Linked DNA regions of Homo sapiens: region 2 is linked to region 1. Evidence: chromatin contacts called from ENCODE Hi-C or POLR2A ChIA-PET data. All regions are on one chromosome and are shown on one strand. Each heading gives the region's core, a stretch centred on a gene start or an enhancer-like site at or near the end of the contact. The rest is flanking DNA. Distances are from core to core; before and after follow the strand shown.

Evidence for each region. Hi-C counts contacts between places; a loop is a spot of excess contacts on that map. ChIA-PET counts read pairs that join two places held with the same protein, here RNA polymerase II (POLR2A). Pooled maps may share reads with other maps.
Region 2: a map of CD8-positive, alpha-beta T cell shows a loop between it and region 1 (8-fold over the local background). The contact joins the enhancer-like site here to the promoter of LINC01703 in region 1. A Hi-C loop is called at or near these places in 45 of 168 maps with a recorded cell type or tissue (A673, B cell, CD14-positive monocyte and 36 more), 32 of 37 single-sample maps with no recorded cell type and 42 of 50 pooled maps. POLR2A ChIA-PET finds 5 or more read pairs at or near these places in 36 of 52 experiments (A549, AG04449, AG04450 and 28 more).

What each region holds. Positions count from the first base shown.
Region 1 is chr1:226,082,096-226,086,139 of GRCh38, reverse strand. It overlaps LINC01703 (long intergenic non-protein coding RNA 1703), which reads right to left and starts at 2,565. Exons shown (of 4, transcript NR_146920.1): 1 at 2,172-2,565. RefSeq lists silencers at 2,165-2,744, 2,855-2,904 and an enhancer at 2,719-3,586.
Region 2 is chr1:226,119,948-226,124,144 of GRCh38, reverse strand. No RefSeq gene overlaps it. Among named protein-coding and RNA genes, the nearest start is that of ACBD3-AS1, 26 kb to the left of the region's middle. RefSeq lists an enhancer at 1,172-1,401 and silencers at 1,492-1,871, 1,882-2,271, 2,452-2,691, 2,702-2,761. Within about 2 kb of position 1,409, at least 36 of the 41 ENCODE cell types and tissues checked have a DNase peak (open chromatin) inside an H3K27ac peak, as active enhancers do; they include A673, B cell, CD4-positive, alpha-beta T cell and 20 more, where a contact is called at or near this core.

The sequences.
Region 1 (4,044 bases), core at 1,316-3,815:
ACCATTGCTTGCCCAATGGACCTATGTAACAAAGAGGCTGTGTGGCAAGATTGGAGGCTATGCGCGAGCTCAACAACATGGACTTCCCCTCACCAAGGCTGAGTAAGTCATCTACTAACTGCCTAATCTGCCAATAGCAGAGACCAACACTGAGCCCACTGTGGCTCCTTGGGGGACCCAGCCAGCCATCTAATGGCAAATTGATTACACTGGACTTTTTCCATCATGGAAAGGACATTATACACATATTCTGGATTTGCTTTGCCTGTTCATCTTGTTTCTGCCAGCACCACCATGCATGGATTAACAGAATGCCTTCCTCACCATCCTAATACTCCACTCAGTACTGCTTCTGATCAAAAGATGAGCAGCAATGGCCTACTGCCCATGGAACAAACTGATTTTTTTGTTGTTTTTCTTTTTCTTTTCTTTTCTTTTTTTTTTTTGAGACGGAGTTTTGCTCTGTTGCCCAGGCTGGAGTGCAGTGGCGCAATCTCGGCTCACTGCAAGCTCCGCCTCCCGCGTTCAGGCCATTCTCCTGCCTCAGCCTCCGGAGTAGCTGGGACTACAGGTGCCCGCCACCACGCCCGGCTAATTTTTTGTATTTTTAGTAGAGACGGGGTTTCACCTTGTTTGCCAGGATGGTCTTGATCTCCTGACCTCGTGATCCGCCCGCCTCGGCCTCCCAAAGTGCTGGGATTACAGGCGTGAGCCACCGCGCCTAGCCTTCTTTTTCTTTTTTCTTTCTTTTCTTTTCTTTTTTTTTCTGAGATAGAGTTTCACTCTTTTTGCCCAGACTGGGGTGCAATGGTGCGATCTCGGCTCACTGCAACCTCTGCCTCCCCAGTTCAAGCAATTCTCCTGCCTCAGCCTGCCAAGTAGCTAAGATTACAGGCACCTGCCACCACGCCTGGCTAATTTTTGTATTTTTAGTAGAGACGGGTTTTCACCATGGTGGCCAGGCTGGTCTTGAACTCCTGACCTCAGGTGATCCGCCCACCTTGGCCTCCAAAAGTGCTGGGATCACAGGGGTGAGCCACTGTGCCCAGCCCTTGTTTGTTTTTAAGGCAGGATCTCGCTCTGTCACCCAGGTTGGAGTGCAGTGGTGTGATCTCAGCTCACTGTAGCCTCAAACTCTTGAGCAGGTGATCCTCCCAGCTCAGCCACCCAAGTAGCTAGGACTACAGACACACACCACCACACCTGGCTAATTTTTATTTTATTTTATTATTTTGTTTTGTTTGAGACAGGGTCTCGCTTTGTCGCCCAGGCTGGAGTGCAGTGGTGAGATCTCGGCTCACTGCAACCTCTGCCTCCACGGTTCAAGTGATTCTCTTCCCTCAGCCTCCCAAGTAGCTGGGATTATAGGCGCCTGCCACCAAGCCCGGCTAATTTTTGTATTTTTAGTGAGATGGGTTTTCACCATGTTGGCCAGGCTGGTCTCGAACTCCTGACCTCAAGTGATCCACCTGCCTTGGCCTCCTGAAGTGCTAGGATTACAGGTGTGAACCACTGCGCCCAGCCATGCCCGGCTAATTTTTGAATTTTTAGTAGAGACGGGGTTTCACCATCTTGGCCAGGCTCGTCTTGAACTTCTGACCTCGTGATCCACCTGCCTAGGCCTCCCAAATTGCTGGGATTATAGGCGTGAGCCACTGTGCCCGGCCTCACTTTTTTCTTTTCTTTTTCTTTCTTTCTTTTTTGAGACGGAGTCTCGCTCTGTCACCCACGCTGGAGTGCAGTGGTGTGATCTCGGCTCACTGCAACCTCCGCCTCCCGGGTTCAAGTGATTTTCCTGCCTCAGCCTCCTGAGTAGCTGGGGGTTACAGGTGTGCGCCACCACGTCTGGCTAATTTTTGTATTTTTAGTAGAGATGGGTTTTCGCCCTGTTGGCCAGGCTGGTCTCGAACTCCTGGCCTCAACTGAGCCGCCCGCCTTGACCTCCCAAAGTGCTGGATTACAGGCGTGAGCCAACACGCCCGGCCCCTGAGGTCACTTTCGCGGGGCAGAGGGTATGAAGCTGCGGAGAACAGGCTCGAGCGCTGCGGAGCCGGGAATTACTGAGTCCCGCGACGCGCGGGCAGGACTGGCACTGTTTTTTCCAGCTCGCGGGCTCTCAGTTCATAGTATGACATCCCCACCCATCGGCCCGGAGGCTGCTGAGCACTAACCCGATTTGTTTTCCAAAGTGCCACGCTTCACCCACTCGGCAGGATATGCGGCACCTTCAGGGCCGCAGCTGCAGCTCGCGGGCTCCAGGCGTTCGCATGGCTGGGCCAGGCGCTGGAGGCGGCCCTCACCCGTGGGACGGTGCCCCCCAGGCCCCGGGACGGAAAGGAGCTGCGGCGACGGCGGGAGAGGGCCCTACCCCCGGCGAGGCTGAGGCCTCAGGAGCGGACCTCACTGCAGGCAGCCCGGGAGGGAACGGCGGGGGAGTCCCGGGTCGTGGGGGTGACCCAGCCAGGGCTGGCGGAGAAGGGCCCGTAAGGTCGGCAAACCTGGGAGAGCGCGGGTGGCTGGAACCCCCTGTGCAGGCGGCCGCGTGGGGGCGGACCCGGTGGGCGTGGCGAGCTCCGGGGGCGTGGCCTGGGCCTTGGGGCCGCGTCACGTGACAACGACCGAGGCTAGAGGTGCTGTTGGGCGAACGCGAGGCGTCTGAAAGGATCAGTTTCGCGTTTTGGGGAAAGTTCTCTCTGGCACCTGGGGCTGGGGAGGGCGAGCCGGAGGAAGAGAGCCCGGGTGAGGCGGCGATTTCAGAAATGCCTGAAAAGGGAGAAGCCCGCCCCGGAGCCACGACAGTGGGGACGCTGGAGAGATGCTGGGGACCGGCCTCCACGACCTGGGGGGGAGGGGGGAGGGGACGAGCGGCGGGCACCCTGAACCCTTAGTCCTCGAGGCCCTGACAGCGACCCTCCCTCATGCTGCCCCCGAGGAGGAGTTGGAAGGAGCAGCTGGCCCCACGCCCCGTTTCCCGAGACTGCGGGCAGCGCTCCTCAGGAGTGTGTCCGGGGCCGGCTACTTCCTCCACTAAGAGACGAGTCGCCCGGGCCGCAGGAAGGGCCTGGTGCGCGGCCATCTGCTGACCAGTCTGGAGCTAGCGTGGTGGCTTCGGCTGCGCTGACAGTGATGCCACCGAGGTCTCTTACACACCAACAAGCTTCACAGGCCCCTCACCCAGCTAAGCCCGGGCATGGCATGCCTTGAGGGTATCCGAGGCTGTGACATCTTAGCAGAAATCCAAGCTAGCCCTCCCCACCCCCTCCACTCTACCTCCCCTTCACTTGGAATCAGAACTGTTCTATTTCAGCTCCAAATGTGATGATGATGACCAAATAAAATCCACCGTGAATTGAGCCCTCACTGTGTGTGCCCGGCTCTGTGCTAAACATTTGTCATGCGTTCTCTCACATAATCCCCGGACCTCCTACCACTTTCGTTATTTTTGCCTTGCCAGCACTAATTGTAAAACTGAACTCTTATTATTACGATGTTTTAATTGACTCAAATTTAGAGGTGTTATACGAAATCACAGGTTTGATGTGTAATGTTTCTTTTACTAATTCATATACAACATATAGACCTTGCAAATGTTTGAAACTGGCCGGGCGTGGTGGCTCACGCCTGTAATCCCAGCACTTTGGGAGGATGAGGCGGGCGGATCACCTGAGATCAGGCGTTTGGGACCAGCCTGGCCAACATGGCGAAACCCTGTCTCTACTAAACATACAAAAATTAGCCAGGCGTGGTGACACGCACCTGTGGTCCCAGCCACTCGGGAGGCTGAGGCACGAGAATCACTTGAACCCGGGAGGCAGAAGTTGCAGTGAGCCAAGATTGTGCCACTGCACTCCAGCCTGGACAACAGAGCAACTCCGTCTCAAAAACTAAAAATACATACATACACACATTTAACAAATTGGATCGGCCTTTTTTTTTTTTTTTTTTTTGAGACTGAGTTTCGCTCTTGTTGCCCAAGCTAGAGTGCAATGGCGCGATCTCGGCTCACCGCAATTTCCGCCTCCCGGGTTCAAGCGATTCTCCTAC
Region 2 (4,197 bases), core at 160-2,659, 39 kb before region 1:
AGCATCCGCACACCGCTCCTAGTAAGGGGCAATCCCCATTTTGTGAGCTGTCATGGGAGCCAGGGCCCCTCCTCCCACCTCAAAGGCTAAAGGGGGCAGCATTCCTTCTCCCTTCCTGGGCATCTGGCTAACCCAGGCAAAGATGCAGGGACAGGAGCCCTCCCTCCCCGCTGTGGTGCCCAGCACCCCCGCCCATCATTACAGCCAATGCCTGTGGAGTTGTGGCAGGGGCTGCATTCAGCGATGCTGCAGCCCAGTAGTGGTGGTGACCACAGTCACCTCCCAAGACTGTCCCCGGCTGTGGCTGTGGCCATCCAGACTCCTGGTCAGCTCCCTGAGCTCCCCACAATACTCCCAAGGACTCCTTTTCTACTTAGTCATCAGGGTTGATTTCGATTGCTGGCCACCTCCCTTTGGGCCCTGGCCAGGCCTGTGGAGCTAGTCCTTTCCAAGTGTCACAGGTGAGTGACTGTGTGTGAGGGACAGCGGGTCAGTGTGATAGATAACCTGTGGTCCACATAGGGAGATGGTGCCATACCAAGAAACTGCCAGGACCGAGATGTTAAAGAGTCAGGGGATGTGACTTGCTAAAGGCAACCACGGGAGATGACTGTGCTGGGAAGATGGTTTCAAGAAAACTGGGAACCTAGGAAGCTTGGTGAGCACCCACTTGGACCTTCCCTGGCCTGGCAGGGCCTCCCCTTGGAGGGATAGCCCTGCAGCTTCCCCATCAGTGGGCAGGCTTGGGGAGGGCCTGGAGAGGAGAGGGGTCCCCTAAACACACCCAGCCCCAGGGCCTCAGCAGACAAGTGCTGGTCACCTATTATTTGTACTTATTGTAGTAAACAGTCACTTTTAGGCTGGGGGCTCACGCATGTAATCCCAGCACTTTGGGAGGCCGAGAGGGGCGGATCACTTGAGCTCAGGAGTTTGAGACCAGCCTGGCCAACATGGCAAAACCCCGTCTCTACTAAAACTACAAAAAAATTAGCCGGGCGTGGTGGCGGGCGCCTTGTAATCTTAGCTACTGGGGAGGCCGAGGCAGGAGAATGGCGTGAACCCGGGAGGCGGAGGTTGCAGTGAGCCGAGGTTGCTCCCCTGCACTCCAGCCTGGGCGACAGAGCGAGACTCCATCTCATAAAAAATCACAACAGTCACTTTTATGAGCAGTGCTCATTTCACCCCGCCTCTACCACACACTCGGCAGGGCGGCTTCACAGGTGCCCTTCCTGCTGTCTGGGACCCTTTGCCAGACTCCTCCCCACCTGGCCACCCTTCTTTCCAACCAACAACGTGGCTCCTCGGTTCCTCCAGGTTCCTTCCTGCCCTGTAAAACCCCTGGCCTCCTGCCAGGCTCAAGAAATGCCCTCGGATCTCTTCCGTGCTTTCGCCCCGCAGGAGACACAGCCTAGGTCCCGCCTCCGTCACGCGACAGAGACTCAGAAAGCGCCCACGCGGGCAGGGCCCGGGCAAGACTACCTCACCGCCGCCCACCCATCCCCGGAGCCTTCAGCAGCGCGGAGCTCAGGCTTCCCTGTCTCCCCTCTGCCCCCGCGCCGGCCGTGCGTGCAGTGCTTCGGCCCCTAGGCTGCGCCCGCGCCCCGTCCTCCCTCCCGGGGTTGGTGCGGGTCTCCCAGGCCGGGCCGGGGCACTGGACCGACGCCCAGGAAGCGGCCGCCGCCGCAGCGAATTGCCCGCTCTCGCTTCGGCTTTCACCGCCCAGAAAGCGGCGCCTCCGACCTGGCTCTTAAACAACGGCGACTTTTATTATAAAGCCCGGGGGTGGTGCGGAGGAGCCCGCCACTCGGTGCCCCTCACTGCGGCCTCTGGCCTTCGCCTGGAAGGCGCGCGAGCCGGCGGCCCCGAGAGGCCGGGGGTGGGAGGCGCGGGGGCGACCCCGACGCGTGGAGCCGCCCGGGACGCACGCGGGCCCCAGCAGCCCCGAGTGCAGTCCTGGCTGCGTTGTGGGAGCCGCGGCCACGCCAGCGCCGGGGCCCCTCCCGCCCGAGACTGGTGAGGCGGCGGGAAACCGCGGGACGGCCAGGCTGGGGCTCTTCAGTGCGGCTCTCGGCGGGACTGCGGTCGCGGAACAAAGGGGCGCGGAGGTGGGCGGGGGGTGCATCGCCGGCGGGGCGGGGCCTCGGCGTCCGGGGCTGAGGTCTCCTCACCTCCGGGCCGGGCGGGGTCTGGCGGCCGCGCCCCTCCGCGGGCTCCCCAGGCGCCCAGCCGCGCGGCAACAACCACAGCCACCGTTTCCGCTCCCCGCCCGCCCCTGCTCAGCGCTGGGGGCGCGAGGGCGCTGCTCGCCCGATTCAGAGGCCAGGTGTAACTACTGGTGTCACAGAAGTTCGGTGTTTCCAAGATGTGCTTCCTTTTTGTAGCGAAGGAAGCGCGGCCACCAGGCCAGGTCGTCCCAAAGTGCAGGGTCCCCGGCCCCCGTCATCCCCGCCCGGTTGCAGGCCCCGACGCTCCGCGCTCCCGCCTGCTGCGCGCGGCGGCCACCAGAGGGCGCCCGGCTGCTGTCACCCCGCGGAGCGCGGGACCCAGGCCGGGCGGGGGAGGTCAGCGGCGGGCCCGCCACCCCCGGCCCCTGCGGGGGGGGGCCTGGCGCTGCTGGCGGCCGGAGGGACGATTGCGGGGTCCCTTTCCCAGACCGGAACCAACAAGGCCGCCGGCCAGAGAACCGAGTTGGGTCGCCGTGTGACCTCGGGGCAGGTGCTAGCCGTCGTTGTGCCTCGGTTTCCCGCCTGTGAAGAGAGAGCGAGCACTGCCCGTCTGTGCATTGGGTCGCGATTCCCAAGCTCCCTAGGCTGGCCGTGGGGGAAGGCGGCCCCGCCGCCCCTGAGGCCCCGCGTGGGAACTCTCTTAGCAAGGGCACTGACGACGTCCTACTAACTGCCTTACGACTGTATTTTAAAGGAAGGTGGGAGGCAGGGCCCCTCATTTCCAAGTGCACCACCCACCAAAGCTGTGATCTTGTCACTGCTCAATACGAGCCTGGAAAATGATGTACAGCCCTTCCTTTAAGCGTGCTCGGTAAAAGGAGATCCATCCCAACAAGCAGAAGCTGATAATCTGCTTGAAAAGGGATTCCTCCACTTACGAAATTATTTGCAACGGGATTTTTCTCATTGAGTAAATTGTAGGCAAATCACCTGTGAATGAATATTTGTAACAGGCCAGCGGATTTGGAAATGAGTCTTACTGTAAAATAAGTACTTCCGTGGTAAAAATGGTTCCAGGGCCAAGGATGGGCCTGTGGTTCAGCTGGAGCATGCTGCCGGCTCACCTGATGGGCGCCTAGGACGTTCTCTAACGGGCCTCTGAGCCTGGTTCCCTCCCATTCCCTCTGCATCCACTCCAGCAGGGAGTCCAGGAGGATTCTACCCTTCCTTGGCCAGAGGATGCTGAAGCTGGGCCCCTTCCTACCTGTTTCCTCTCTTGTGCCCCATCTCCTAGGGGAGATCCTTTGCTCCACTAGGCTCGACTGGAAGAGACCGGGAGGCCATGCAGGGAGCACCCTCACTGGCCAGGCACCCAAGGTGTGCCAGGCACGGCCTCCCAGGCTGTAGCTCTACCAGGAGTGGGTTCTCCTTGTGAAGATTCTGACTTTGCTTGTCCCACCTGGCTTGGGGACTCCCACCCTCGCTCAACCACAGCATTGCCAAACTCAGTAGGGCATCTCTCTGGACACAGAGGGATGGAGGAAATGGCCACTCAGGCTCCAGAACTGCACGGGAATTCTGGGCCATATCTTGGCCCACCAGCCTCAGCTCACCCTGGCCACTCAAGCCTCGGCCTTCCTGGGGCCCCTTGGTTCTGGGGAGGGACCCATTAGTAAATACCATTGCTCACTTGCTGCTTTTAAATCTCCTGAACGTTGGCGGGGCACAGTGGCTCACACTTGTAATCCCAGCACTTTGAGAGGCAGAGGTGGGTGGATCATTTGAGGCCAGGAGTTCGAGACCAGCCTGGCCAAGACAGTGAAACCCCGTCTCTACTAAAAATACAAACATTAGCCAGGCGTAGTGATGTACGCCTGTAGTCCCAGCTACTTGGGAGGCTGAGGCAAGAGAATCACTTGAACCAGTGAGCAGAGGTTGCAGTGAGCCAAGGTCGCACCACTGTACTCCAGCCTGGGTGACAGAGTGAGACCCTGTCTCAAAAAAGCAAACAACAAAAAACAAAACAAAACAA